Linked DNA regions of Homo sapiens: region 1 is linked to region 2. Evidence: chromatin loops called from intact Hi-C (ENCODE). Cell type or tissue: lower leg skin. All regions are shown on one strand. Each heading gives the region's core, and the rest is flanking DNA. Links, peaks and the distances in the headings are about the cores only.

The links. Peaks named below come from ENCODE experiments on the same cell type or tissue, not always from the same donor. Only the 100,000 strongest peaks of a DNase experiment are listed, where the experiment ranks them.
Region 1: a loop joins it to region 2, with 3 times the contacts of the local background. A loop is called at or near these places in 6 of 110 quality-filtered maps.

Annotation. Positions count from the first base shown.
Region 1 is chr18:62,701,323-62,708,901 of GRCh38, reverse strand. No RefSeq gene overlaps it. Among named protein-coding and RNA genes, the nearest start is that of PHLPP1, 10 kb to the left of the region's middle. RefSeq lists a silencer at 6,341-6,390. In lower leg skin, for the core only: no CTCF peak of the experiment used is centred there; no DNase peak of the experiment used is centred there.
Region 2 is chr18:62,438,981-62,446,559 of GRCh38, reverse strand. It overlaps the pseudogene ACTBP9. Among named protein-coding and RNA genes, the nearest start is that of ZCCHC2, 80 kb to the left of the region's middle. In lower leg skin, for the core only: no CTCF peak of the experiment used is centred there; DNase peaks (open chromatin) are centred at 3,619, 3,969 and 4,199.

The sequences.
Region 1 (7,579 bases), core at 1,707-6,706, 260 kb before region 2:
GCTTATTAGTTTCCTGGGGCTGCTGTAATAAACCACCATGAAGTGGGTGGCTCAAAACAACAAAAATTTATCCTTTTGTTACCGGTAAACTTGAGGGCCCCAAAAGATGGGGTCTTTCCTCCTTCATTGCTGCAGAGCCAATACACAACTGAAAGTGAGCATCACCCACAGCAAGGTTTAGTCTGTGGCCAGGGAATGAAGAAGTGGGAGCATGGCTGGCAAATCACCTTCTCAACTAGTGCAGGATGAGGGGGCTAAAATGTAAGGCTTCTTAATGAAGGAGTTGGACACTAAAAGTGAGGGGAGAGTCCAGGCATGGTGGCTCACACCTGTACTCCCAGCACTTTGAGAGGTCAAGGCAGGTGGATCGCTTGAGGCCAGGAGCTCGAGACCAGCCTGGACAACATGATGAAACCCCGTCTCTACTAAAAATACAAAAATTAACTAAGCATGGTGGCCTGTGCCAGTAATCCCAGCTACTTGGTAGGCTGAGGCAGGAGAATTGCTTGAACCTGGGAGGTGGAGGTTGCAGTGAGCTGAGATTGCGCCACTGCACTCCAGCCTGGGCGACAGAGCGAGACTCTGTCTCAAAAAAATACTATTTTGGCCAAGCGTGGTGGCTCACGCCTGAAATCCTAGCACTTTGGGAGGCCAAGGTGGGTGGATCACCTGAAATCAGGAGTTCGAGACCAGCCTGACCAACATGGTGAAACCCCGTCTCTACTGAAAATACAAAAATTAGCCTGCATGGTAGTGGGCGCCTGTAATCCCAGCTACTTGGGAGGCTGAGACAGGAGAATCACTTGGACCGAGGAGGCGGAAGTTGTAGTAAGCCACGACTGCGCCACTGCACTCCAGCCTGGGCAAAAGAGGGAAGCTCCATGTCAAATATATATATATATACTATTTTTAAAAGGATATTTTAATACATACAAAAAGTAGGAAGGACAGATCTCAGCATAGAAAAAGTGGTCCTTCAAATTGAACAAAGTTAACTTTATGAAAAACTTCTTAATATGTCCTTTTTTTCTCTTCTATTACCAAGATCAAGAAAAATGCCATCCCAGGTCAGTTTCAGATCTCAAGCTGGCATTTGAGAATCAGAGCCAGAGCTTCACAGAAGTCCCTGTCCCCAGCACCTTACTACTATTCCATAGTCAGCACTAGATGGTCACGGTAACTTTCAAGCTGTGACTTTCAAGAATTTAGCAATTTACAGCCATCTGTTGCCATGTGTACCAAAATTTTGCAAAATATGACCACTGCCTCTTCACCTCATAATATCTGCGATCTTACCCATATCTCTGTTGTAAAATTGAGATGGCAGAAAAATCAAGCAGCCAGGCTCATGCTCAGGTGGGTGCATTAATTAATAAATCAGATACAGTGACAGTGGCAATGGCATAATAACATTCTTAGTCTCCTACACATGCCATAGTTTGAAAGGTAGTGCCATGTAATATTTTTAGGAAGTTTTATAACATTCGAGGTTAGAAGTCAGAAGTCCTGGTTCTAAACTCCCTAGCTAAGTATGGCCTGGAGAAGACATTTGACCTTAAAGAGCTTTTTCTTACTATTTATATAATAAGGGATTGAACTACATAGTGTCTCTAAAATCTCTTCTGGTGCAAAGAAATTTCTAATTCTGACTCAAAGCAAAACTGTCTAATTTGGAATATTGACAAATGTTTTTATTAGTCACAAAGCAGAAACCTTCACATTTAGATGCTATCATTTTGAAATAAAAAGACTATTTATTTATTTTTTGAGACAGTTTCGCTGTCGCCCAGGCTGGGGTGCAGTGGCACCATCTCGCCTCACTGCAAGCTCTGCCTCCTGAGTTCAAGCGAGTCTCCTGCCTCAGCCTGCTGAATAGCTGGCACTACAGGCGCCCGCCACCACGCCGGCTAATTTTTTGTATTTTTAGTAGAGACAGGGTTTCAGCATGTTGGTCAGGTTGGTCTTGAACTCCTGACCTCAAGTGATCCACCTGCCTCCACCTCCCAAAGTGCTGGGATTACAGGTGGATTCACTGCATCTGGCCTAAAATAAAAAGACTTTTCAGACTTTTTCTTTCCATTTAAAAGAATTGTTAAAGCATTTAGACTAACAGCAGGTTTATTCTGATATGTATGAAAACTGCTGGGTTTTTAGTCCTCTGAAATATGAATTTGTCACTAATAGGAACTAATTCATGACAACAAGATCCACAACTTCAGATCCCCAAACTCCAGTGTCTGTATCAGTTTTTTCTTTTACAGTCGTGGATGTGTATAGATATAAATCTCATTACCACAAAGTTAGGTTAGCTGACAGAAGCTAAAACATCAGCTCACGTGAGTACATGGGCCCAGGAGACGCAGACAAGGATATTGATAGCAGCAGCAGTTTGCCATGCCAAAACTTGGGAGTCACCCAATTGCACATCAACAGTAGGATGAATCAAGAAACAGGAGCATAGTTCTACCTTGAAATGCTAATATGGCAACAAAAATGAAGAAGTTTAAATTAAAGTGGTAAGCAATATAAGTGAATCTTTTTTTTCTTTCTTTTTTTTTTTTTTTAAAAAACGGAGTCTCGTTCTGTCACCCAGGCTGAAGTGCAGTGGCATGATCTCAGCTCACTGCAAGCTCCGCTCCTGGGTTCAAGCGATTTTCCTGCCTCAGCCTCCCAAGTAGCTGGGATTACAGGCATGCGCCACCATGCCCGGCTAATTTTTTGTATTTTTAGTAGAGATGGGGTTTCACCATGTTAGCCAGGATGGTCTCAATCTCCTGACCTCATAGTCCACCTGCCTCAGCCTCCCAAAGTGCTGGGATTACAGGCGTGAGCCACCATGCCTGGCCATGAGTGAACCTTTTTAAAAGCATGTTGGGTGAAAGAAGCCAGACACAATAGAATACTTACCAGATGATTCCATTTATATCAAGTTCAAGAACATGTTTTTTAGGAACACAATTTAGGTGGTCAAACTGAAACGAAAGGAAAAGGAAGTAAATAACAAACTGACTAGGGAAATTGAGGGGATTGTGACTGGGCAAGAGAACACTGGGCTTCAGCAGGGCTGACAGTGTTCTTGTTCTTGACCTTGCTGGTTACCTGGGTCTCTGCTTTATGAAAACGTGTTCAGCTGTACATTCTTGTTTCATCCACTTTCCTGTTTGTGTTATATTTCATAACAAAGGTATTTTTAAAGATCATATGGTTTTGTTACACCCTGAATTTCTATATTACGTCCATTCTTAAGAGTTTGAAGTTATATTTCCCGTAAGTTGTTTAATTCATTTAGAATTGTATTCATAATGTAAAACAATGATAAATATAACTTAAGAGTTATATTTATCATGTAAAACAATGATAAACATAACTTAAGAGAGAACTTTCAGATTAATTTTAAGAGTAGTAAGTTCATTATAGAAACTTTGGATAATATTGCCAGGTATAAAGATGCAGGGATGAACATAAATCCCAATGACACAGTTATTTTCACATATTTCCTCCCAGATTTTTTTTCTCCTATGCAGTTTAATGTGGTAGAGATCACAATGTAGCTACATTTTTTCCCTGCTTTTCTTGCTTAAAATGATGCCATAAGCACTTTTCCATATCATTATAAACAGAATTTTAAATTTCTAGATAATGGTGAATTATTGGGAGACCCTGAAACTTATTTATACACACCATAAAGGGTGAATTCGTGATCACGCAGGACACTGTACTGGCCTTCAGTATTTTTATACTATTTTTATGCTCTTCTACTTGTGGACATAAGGTTGAGATCTTAGCCAATTTTTATACCTTCACCTTCCTTATCTCCCCATCCTTCAAACCACAACGTAGCAACATTGAAATCAGGCAGTGTCTGAAGCCCTTTCTTCTTTTTTTTTTTTGAGACAGAGTTTTGCTCTGTCGCTCAGGCTGGAGTGCAGTGGCACAATCTCAGCTCACTGCAAGCTCCGCCTCCCAGGTTCACGCCATTCTCCTGCCTCAGCTTCCTGCCATTCTCCTGCCTCAGCTTCCCAAGTAGCTGGGACTACAGGCGCCCACCACCACGCCTGGCTAATTTTTTGTATTTTTTTAGTAGAGACGGGGTTTCACCGTGTTAGCCAGGATGGTCTCGATCTTCTGACCTCATGATCCGCCCACCTCGGCCCCCCAAAGTTTTGGGATTACAGGCGTGAGCCACCATGCCTGGCCATCTGAAGCCCTTTGTAGATGGGCTTATGAGGAAGTCAAAACGTGGAAACATTTACCAACTCCTGTAATATGCCAGGGTGCAGTAGCCAGATTTAGCAAATAAAACTATAGGACACACAGTTTTTGCAATAATTGCACATATGAAAGAATTACTTCATATTTATTTGAAATTTGAACTTAACTAGGTTTCCTGAATTTCATCTGGCAACCCAATGCCAGGGCACTGCCAGGGCTGTCAGGAGTATATTCTAATTTAATTCCTTTGACCCCTTTGAGAGTTACATACGATTCCCATTTTAAAGAAGAGCTCAGGCCGGGCGCAGTGGTTTATGCCTGTAATCCCAGCACTTTGAGAGCCCGAGGCGGGCAGATCACGAGGTCAGGAGTTCAAGACTAGCCTGGCCAACATAGTGAAACCCCGTCTCTACTAAAAATACAAAAAATTAGCTGGGTGTGGTGGCACATGCCTGTAGTCCCAGATACCCGGGAGGCTGAGGCGGGAGAATCACTTGAACCCGGGAGGCAGAGGTTGCAGTGAGCCGAGACCATACCATTGCACTCCTGCCTGGGTGACAGAGTGAGACTCCATCTCAAAAAAAAAAAAAAGAAGAGCTCAGTAAGGATCAGTAACTTCTCTAAGCTCACACAGCTAGAAAGGAGTAAAACAAGGATGGAAACCTAAGCTTTCTGACACCAAGACTGTGGCTCCAAATTGGTGGGGCTTACCCCCTAATGCTTGGGTAAAATGGACCCAACTCTCCCTCAGTGAGAGAGGGTGTTTTTGGTTTTCATTTGTTATTGTTGTTTCTTTTTACAAAACAGTTCATCAACCCTTTTGTACTGTTATGTCAAAAATGAGTGGCTGGGTGTGGTGGCTCACATGTGTAATCCCAACACTTTGGGAGGCAGAGGCAGAAGGACGGCTTGAGCCCAGGAGTTCACGACCAGCCTGGATAACATAGTGTGACTCCATCGCTACAAAAAAAAAAATTGAGAAATTAGCCTGGAGTAGTGATGCATGCCTGTAGTCCTAGCTACTCAGGAGGCTGAAGCAGGAGGATCTCTCAGGGTCAGAAGACCAGCCTGGATAACATAGCGAGACCCTGTCTCTAAAACACATTTTTATAAAATCAACAAAAATTAGTTGGGCATGGTGGTGCATGCCTGTGGTCCCAGATACTTGGGAGGCTAAGGAAGGAGGATTGTTGAGCCTAGGAGTTCAAGGCTACAGTGAGCTATGGTTCCACCACTACACTCCAGCATGGGTGACACAGTGAGACCCTATCTCTAAAAAAATAAAAATTAAAAATAAGTTAAAAAATGAGTATGGGGTAGGGGAAGAATTCTGGACCCAGGCGGCAGGGCCAAGCCACTGAACTGACTCAAAACAACCAGGTCCAGGAAAAGGGGCTTTAAGCTACCACAGGGCAGCAAAGAGGAAGCTCCAACACACCCCCTAGCCCCACCCTTTGGAAGCCAGAAGACTCACCCATCAGCACTCTTCCTGATGACCATCAGATGAGACATTTTAATTTCATTTGCTCCTGGAAACCCCAAGGAAGGTTTTGGGTTTTGATTTGAGGTAGGGGGCAGGGGCTTTATTTACTTATTCAGGTTTAAAATAAATAGTAAAAAGGGTGAAACTTCCAGAAGTGGTTCCACTGTCATATGGGAGGAAACATGATCCAAGCTGTGTGCGTTATCTTCATCCCCTCCTGTCCAGCCAAGAGTCTGGCCCCACAGCGTGGCACAGGCCAAGCTCCCCTCTCTTGTGCCCTCTCATTCATTCCTTTGCAACTTGCTGCTTTCCTTCCCCACACAAGCAGATTCTAAATGAGCCATTTGGCAAACCCCTCAGAGTACTACCACTCCTAGCCAGGAGGTGAAACTTCCCTAGGCCCCAAACGGAGGAGGGACAGAAGTGCCAGTGTCTGAGGAGCGTGGGTGCAGGAGACAGAATGGAGCTGAATCAGGAAAAATGACAGAGGCCCCAGCCTCATTTGGGCCCGAGATTCCCCTGAATGTGGCTCTTGTGGCAATCCTAGGTGAGGTCTTTGGTAGGACTTGGGAGAAACACACAGACCCCCACAACGCCACCCACTAAGGCCCCCAGCCTTACTCCAGGCAAGCGTATCTGCTCAATGGCATCTAGCTCTGAACCAACGAGGGCCTGAGTCTCTCTGCACCAAGGGGAAGCAAGTGTCAAACCCACACCCAGCATCTGGCAGCAAACAGCAGCTGCACTTCCCCTCCCTAAGTCTCTACGGCCTCAGACTTGCATTCTGTCGGTCCCCAAAGCAGTTCAGGGTCCTGGCACACTTGCCAACGCGGCTTTCCTGCAAAGCTCAACCAACCTGCAGGCAGGCATGCAGCAAGCCCAGGGAGCAGCTTCAGTGTGCGGATACGGGTTCCATCTTCACTGGCTGTCAGAGGAAAGCCAAGATGGACTCCACATGCCCCTCAACTTTACTACTGAAAACCAGTTCCTACTGCCTCTAGGCCCTTGGGTTTCCTTTTCATAGAGCATTTACTTCATTTTTAAAAATTTTTATTTTATTTTAAATTGAGATGAGATCTTGCTATGTTGCTCAAGCTGGTCTTGAACTCCTGGGCTGAAGGGATCCTCCCACCTCCACTTCCTGAGTAACTGAAGTTACAGACCAGAGCCACAACACCTGCCTGCAGAGCATTTACTTTAAAAAACTTGTCATTTTAAATTCTTTCTCTACCTCTTTTTTTTTTCTCTCTTTTAACTCATCTGTATTCATTACAACTTTAAGCAGAATGTGACTCGGGCACTACATTTCCATCCGCAAGCCTGGCTCTGAGTTTTTGTTATTTTATCTTATTTTTTTTTTTGAGACAGAGTCTTGCTCTGTCTCCCAGGCTGGAGTGCAGTGGCACAATCTCGGCTCACTGTAACCTCCGCCTCCCGGGTTCAAGCGATTCTCCTGCTTCAGCCTCCTGGGCAGCTAGGATTACAGGCATGCACCATCACGCCCGGCTAATTTTTGTATTTTTAGTGGAGACAGGGTTTCACCATGTTGGCCAGGCTAGTCTCAAACTCCTGACCTCAGGTGATCCACCTGCATGGGCTTCCCAAAGTGCTGGGATTACAGGCGTGAGCCACCGCAACCGGCCAATTTTTTGAACACTTTATGATGCTTAGAGTAGGCTAATAATTTTGCTCCTCCAAGCAATACTTTTCTTTGGAAAACAAGCCCTGTGGAGAGTTCCTTCCATCGAGTTGCTTCAGTTTAACCTATTTCTAGAGGACTAGCACATGCAGAATTGGCAACTACAGGGAATGAAAAGTTCAAAAAGTAGATCCTAGAAGATGTTAACAAATACTTTTCTCCTAAACATCAAGGTACACCTCAGA
Region 2 (7,579 bases), core at 1,082-6,081:
CCCATCCCTTCGTTATCTAGTTAGAGAGAACTGTTGCCTGGCACAGTGGTTCGTGCCTGTAATCTCAACATTTTGGGAGGCCAAGGTGGGAGGCTCTCTTGAATTCAGGGGTTTGAGACCAGCCTTGGCAACATAGCAAGACCCCCTCTCTACAAAAAATAAAAAATTAGTTGGGCACGGTGGTGCACACCTGTGGTCCCAGCTAGTTGGGAGGCTGAGGTGGGAGGATCATCTGGGCCTGGGGGGTCGAGGCTGCAGTGAGTCATGATCGTGCCACTGCATTCAGCCTGGGCAACAGAGTGAGACCCTGTCCACCCCCAAAAAAAGGATGAAGATTTTTTAAAAAGAAAGTAAACAAAGAGAGAGAAAAAACTGTCATCATTGGGCAAGCAGACAGCGAAATTGATGCCAGCCACACACATAAGGCTTCTATTTGACTTCTTAGAATCAGTAGGGAAAAATATCAATTTTATCTCAGGATTTTATCTCCTAATACTGTCCTCAAAGCCTTTGCTTCTGACCCAGCGCACATCAGAAGAGGGCTTACTAGCTGCTGCTTTTAAGGATAAATCGGTGTGTCCGAAGCCCTGTTGTCTGCCTCCCTACTTCTTCCAAGCAACACTAATGTACCCCTGTTTCCTCCTGAACTGGGCCATGCACATGCCAAACTGACACCTGACACATGTCAAATTCTCCTATAGATCATTATGAGAAACCCACATACCCCCCTTCACTCTTGCCTTTGGTTCAAAATAAATTAAAAACTGAAGACAAAGAATCTAACAGGAAATGAAAACAAAAACCTAATTTACCAAAATAGCTAGTCATTTACCCCCTGGAGGTATGAGTGGCTCACGCCTTGCTCTGAATCAGGGCATTGAATAAGAAACGCATGTGTTAAATATATATTTCAGCTTTACCTCAGACAGATGACTAATGGTGTTGTGCTGTGTTTTGTTTTGTTTTTTGTTAAACCCACAGAGATAATTATTTACTCAATAAAATTTAAACTGTTATCATAGCATAATTGGAAGTCGAGGGTAGTCATTTTCTCTCCCCGCCCCCTCCCAGCTGCAGGTGACATGGTCATATATTAGACAACATGATTATTAGTTTGCTTCTACAGTTTTGTGAAAAATTAATGGAGGGGAACTCCACAGGGCCTCATCTTCAGCAGCCTCCCTGTAGGTGCTTCTGTCCTCTCCCAACCTGAATATCCCTTATTTCTAACTGATCCATGTTCACTATCCCCAGGAAAAGGGACTATTTTACAGGCTTGCTATTTAGGGGAGAAGAAGCTGGCCATCTGTAAGCTCTCTTCTTTTTAATTTACCAGCTTTTAAGGGCTAGGAACAGTTTTGAACCATCCAAGTGAACCACTGGGTATCTGTCCAGTGGTCAGAGGGTAACAGGATCAGGGAACATTAGGAATAGATAAGACCTGGGTGATCACAGAACACAGCCCACCCATCACGGGGGTGAGCTAACCAGGGATGTATGTTAGCTGAGAGCTGGTCTGCAGAAGGGCTGGATCTGTTAGCGATGGCGGAGATCTGAGTTACCCCAAGTTACTGGCAGTGTGTCCATATGGGTCTGTAGCAACTTCAGCCCTTGCCTCCTCCGAAGAAAGCATTAAACTGAGGGCCATAAAGCAGAAAAAGAGACAGAGGCAAGTTTCAGAGCAGGAGTGGAAGTTTATTAAAAAGGCTTTAGAACAGAAAAGAAAGGAAAGAACCCTTGGGAGAGACCCAAGTGAGCGCCTGAAGGTCAAAGAGAGAAAAACAGCCCCTTTAACCTTGATCCTGGGACTTCATAGGCTCGCCTCTTTCCCATGATTCTTCCCCTAGGGTGTGCTTTCCACATGCGCAGTGCTTTCCTTACCCTTTGGAAATGAGCACGTGCAGTGTGTTTAGGGAGTTACATGCCTGCCCATCTGAGGCTTTTTCCTTTCTCTGGTGGCGTGTGTCCCCCGCAGCATCATACTTTGCCATTTTGTCACTTAACGTGTATGCCCCAGAAGCTGCTTCTCCCTGGGGTCTGCATTCAATTAACACTTTTTTTTTTTTTGAGACGGAGTCTCGCTCTGTCACCAGGCTGGAGTGCGGTGGCGCGATCTTGGCTCACTGCAACCTCCAACTCTTGGTTCAAGAGATTCTCCTGCCTCAGCCTCCTGAGTAGTTGGGACTACAGGCACGTGCCACCATGCCCAGCTAATTTTTGTATGTTTAGCAGAGACGGGTTTTCACCATGCTGGCCAGGATGGTCTCGATCTCTTGACCTTGTGACCTGCCCACCTTGGGAGAGCGTTAGACTGAAGATCTAAAGGTCCCTGGTTAGATCCTGGGTTTCGGCAATTAACGCTTTTAATGTTAACAGGTGTGGACCATCCAGAGATTGTCTCTCCCTGGCTGCCCAATTACCATTTTTAGAGCAGCAATGTGGTAACTGCTGAGCCATCACTTGACATTCCTAGTGTGTTGGGGGAGAGCCCTCTCCTGCCCCGCTCATGCCTGTCTAATTACCTAGAACAGACCTAGACCCAGACCGGATAATGGGCACCTCCCCCTGGGCTCCTGCTCAGTGTCCTACCCTGCATATGGCCCTTTCCCAGGCAGCTCCGTGGGTCTCTTCTGATTTAGGAATGGACCATGCTTCTGGGGTGACTGAATTTCCACACAGCACCCAGGGAACGAGTTAACCTCTATTTTGAATATATTCCATAAATCACTCTAGTTGATCTAAATATGGTTCTGGAATCATGAAAATAAAGTATAAGTGTGGTGCATGTCATGAGAATACAAAATGGTACTTCTTAGAACCCATTTTATTTTATTTTATTATTTTATTTTTAAGGTGTGCACTTTTATTCAGCTGGTCTCAAGTCAGTGTACAGGTAAACCCTGGCTGCCTCTACCCACTCCTAGGGAGACCAAAAGCCTTCATACATCTCAAGTTGGGGGACAAAAAAGGGGCACCACGAAGGCTGATCATTCAAAATGAAGCAAAATTAAAAAGTATTAAGGCGAAAATTAAAAAAGTTTTGCATTACATAATTTACATGAAGCAATGCTATCACCTCCTGTGTAGACTCGGGAGGGGACTGGGCCATTCTCCTTAAAGAGAAGCGGGGTGGCTTTTAGGAGGGCAAGGGACTTCCTGTAACAATGCATCTCACAATATTTGGAATGATTATTAAAAAAAAAAGAACAATGTACAATCAAAGTCTCGGCCACATTGTAGAACTTCGGGGGATGCTTGCTCCATCCAACTGCTGTCACCTTCACCGTTCCAGTTTTTAAATCCTGAGTCAAGCCAAAAAAAAAACCATAAAAAACAAAAAAGCAAATAAAGCCATGCCAATCTCATCTTGTTTTCTGCTCAGGTTAGGTTTTGTCAAGAGAGGGTGTAACGCAACTAAGTAACAGTCCGCCTAGAAGCATTTGTGGTGGACGATGGAGGGGCTGGACTCGTCATACTCCTGCTTGCTGATCCATATCTGCTGGGAGGTAGACAGCGAGGCCAGGATGGAGCTGCCAATCCACATGGAGTATTTGCGCTCAGAAGGAGCAATGATCTTGATCTTCATCGTGCTTGGAGCCAGGCCGGTGATCTCCTGCATCCTGTCGGCGATGCCAGGGTACACGGTGGTGCCGCCAGACAGCACTCTGTTGACGTACCGGTCTTTGCAGATGTCCATGTCACACTTCATGATGGAGTTGAAGGTAGTTTCATGGATGCCACAGGATTCCATGCCCAGGAAGGAAGGCTGAAAGAGTGCCTCAGGGCAGCGGAACTGCTCATTGCAGATGACTTGGCCACCTGGCAGCTCCTAGCTCTTCTCCAGCAGGGGGTTGGAGGCCACCATGGCCATCTCCTGCTCAAAGTCCAGGGCAACATAGCACAGCTTCTCCTCGATGTCATGCACGATTTCCCGCTTGGCCGTGGTGGTGAAGCTGTAGCCGCGCTCGGTGAGGATCTTCATGAGGTGGTCAGTCAGGTCTGGGCCAGCCAGGTCCAGATGCAGGATGGTGTGGGGGAGGGCATACCCCCCCGTAGATGGGCACAGTGTGGGTGAGCCCATCACCAGAGTCCATCACGATGCCAGTGGTATGGCCAGAGGCTTACAGGGACAGCAAGGCCTGGATGGCCACATACATGGCTGGGGTGTTGAAGGTCTCAAACATGATCTGGTTTACCTTCTCGTGGTTGGCCTTGGGGTTCAGAGAGGCCTCGGTCAGCAGCAGGGGGTGCTCCTCAGGAGCCACATGCAGCTCACTGTAGAAGGTGTGGAGCCAAATCTCCTCCATATCCTCCCAGTTGGTGACGATGCCATGCTCGATGCGGTACTTCAGGGTCAGAATGCCTCTCTTGCTCTGGGCCCTTGTCGCCCACGTAGGAGTCCTTCTGACCCATGCCCACCATCACACCCTGGTGCCTGGGGTGCCCCATGATGGAGAGGAAGACGGCCTGGAGAGCACTGTCGCCTGCGAAGCCAGCCCTGCACATGCCAGAGCCATTGTCGATGACGAGGGCGACAGTATCATCATCCATGGTGAGCTGGCAGCAGGTGTGGATGGGCGGCGGAGTGGCAAGGGACAAGGCTCTGTGCTCGCCGGGCAGATGCGGTCTCCGCGGTCTAGAACCCATTTTAGCTGGTAGCAACAATTCAGCCAGGTTCTGTGCCTCTGTTTAGCACCTTCTGTTTATGAGATAGGTAGTAGAGCCTACCAGGCAGTCACAAGACTTCAATCCACCTGGGTCAGCAGACCCTTTGTGTGGCATGGCATGAAATATTAATATACCGCCTTTCCTTAAAACCTGCACCTAGAGGCCTCAGTGTCTTCTCTTCCAACTCAGAGACCACCTTCCTCTATCTGCATTTTATCCTCTGCAGGTTGAATGGATCCCATGACATCTGGTGCAGAGATTCCTCAGCTCAGCAGTGCCTCAGAGTGATTCTTAGAGAGGACTAGGAACCAAGAGGCAAATGCACGAGGCACAAGTGGGCTTTGCCCCGGCGAAGGTGGAGGGAATGGGCCACTGGTGTCAGACGCTGGGATCAGATGCTCTGCCCGGCCACCTTCTCAGCCTGCTCCTGTGGATTACACCATTCCTCGTCTTCCCAAATGCCAGCCCTGCCAGCTGGGAAGCCCAGGGACCAGGTGATTGCTGTGCCTGGAATCTATCAGTCCTCTGAAAATGGCTTCTCCCTTGGCCACCAAAGGGGAGTAAACAATGCCATGGAGATTAAAATAATCATCAACAAGGACACTGGTTAATTGGGAAAGGTATTTTCCTTTTTTTTTCCTTTTTTTCTTTTTTGAGATGGAGTTTCGCTCTTGTTGCCCAGGCTGGTGTGCAGTGGCACGATCTCGGCTCACTGCAACCTCTGCCTCCCAGGTTCAAGGGATTCTCCTGCCTCAGCCTCCGAAGTAGCTGGGATTACAGGCATCTGCCACCATGCCTGGCTAATTTTGTATTTTTAGTAGAGATGGGGTTTCACCATGTTAGCCAGGCTGGTTTCAAACTCCTGACCTCAGGTGATCCACCCGCCTCGGCCTCCCAAAGTGCTGGGATTACAGGCATGAGCCATTGCGCCCAGCTGGGAAAGGTATTTTTCTTTACCAAAGAGAGTAAAGAACTATTGATTAGTAATTAAAGTCTGTGTAAACATACAACATGGTTGCTAAGGGTTTTCTTTTCTTTTCTTTTCTTTTTTTTTTTTTTTGAGACAGAGTCTTGCTCTGTCTCCAGGCTGGAGTGCAGTGGCACAATCTTGGCTCTCTCAACCTCTGCCTCCCACGTTCAAGCAATTCTCCTGCCTCAGTTTCCCGAGTAGCTGGGACTACAGGCGTGCACCACCATGCCCAGCTAATTTTTGTATTTTTAGTAGAGACCGTGTTTCACCATGTTGGCCAGAATGGTCTCGATCTCTTGACCTCATGATCCGCCTGCCTCGGCATCCCAAAGTGCTGGGATTACAGGCGTGAGCCACTGAGCCCAGCCAGGTTGCTAATGCTTTTCTATTATTTTCAGTAATAATTATAAATTAAGGAAAAGGCAAGAAGATTTGAGGATTTTTATCCCTGAAGATGAAATATGGGTTGTATTCAGAAGCTCTCAAAAAATAGTAAGAAATATTATGTTGAAAAATATATCAAACAATGGGAAAAAGTACCTTCGTATTTTTTTCCTAGCTATTAATTGTTAAGTGGGATCTAATTAAACTAAAGAGATTCTGCACAGCAAAAGAAACTACCATCAGAGTGAACAGGCAACCTACAAAATGGGAGAAAATTTTCGCAACCTACTCATCTGACAAAGGGCTAATATCCAGAATCTACAATGAACTCAAACAAATTTACAAGAAAAAAACAAACAACCCCATCAAAAAGTGGGCAAAGGATATGAACAGACACTTCTCAAAAGAAGACATTTATGCAGCCAAAAAAACACATGAAAAAATGCTCATGATCACTGGCCATCAGAGAAATGCAAATCAAAAGCACAATGAGATACCATCTCACACCTGTTAGAATGGCAATCATTAAAAAGTCAGGAAACAACAGGTGCTGGAAAGGATATGGAGAAACAGGAACACTTTTACACTGTTGGTGGGACAGTAAACTAGTTCAACCATTGTGGAAGTCAGTGTGGCGATTCCTCAGGGATCTAGAACTAGAAATACCATTTGACCCAGCCATCCCATCACTGGGTATATACCCAAAGGACTATAAATCATGCTGCTATAATGACACATGCACACGTATGTTTATTGTGGCACTATTCACAATAGCAAAGACTTGGAACCAACCCAAATGTCCAACAATGATAGACTGGATTAAGAAAATGTGGCACATATACACCGTGGAATACTATGCAGCCACAAAAAAGGATGAGTTCATGTCCTTTGTAGGGACATGGATGAAATTGGAAATCATCATTCTCGGTAAACTATCGCAAGGACAAAAAACCAAACACTGCATGTTCTCACTCATAGATGGGAATTGAACAATGAGAACACATGGACACAGGAAGGGGAACATCACACTCTGAGGACTGTTGTGGGGTGGGGGGAGGGGGGAGGGATGGCATTAGGAGATATACCTAATGCTAAATGACGAGTTAATTGGGTGCAGCACACCAGCATGGCACATGTGTACATATGTAACTAACCTGCACATTGTGCACATGTACCCTAAAACTTAAAGTATAATAATAATAATAAAAAAGAAAAAAAATTGTTAAAGCGATTTTCTCAGGCAAAGTGCCCTGATTAACTGAATCTTCCCAACCAATGACCATGTATGCGACAAAGGACCTGGCGACTGAGCCTGTTGAAGGTCTGCTTCCCCAAGGTGTAAAGAAAGAGATTAGTTCCCCACCCCCTACTGCCTCATGGGCCTTCTCACGGCAACCATTGCTTACAAAAGGGTCTGATAATTTTATGTTTTAATGACCCCATTTCCAGCACCAAGTAGCCTGTGATTGCCCCCATTTTTCTCGGGTCATTTGCTTGGCTGCTGAGCTGACAAAGCTGCCGTAGGCCTTCAGTTTACATTCAGAATCACTGATGCGC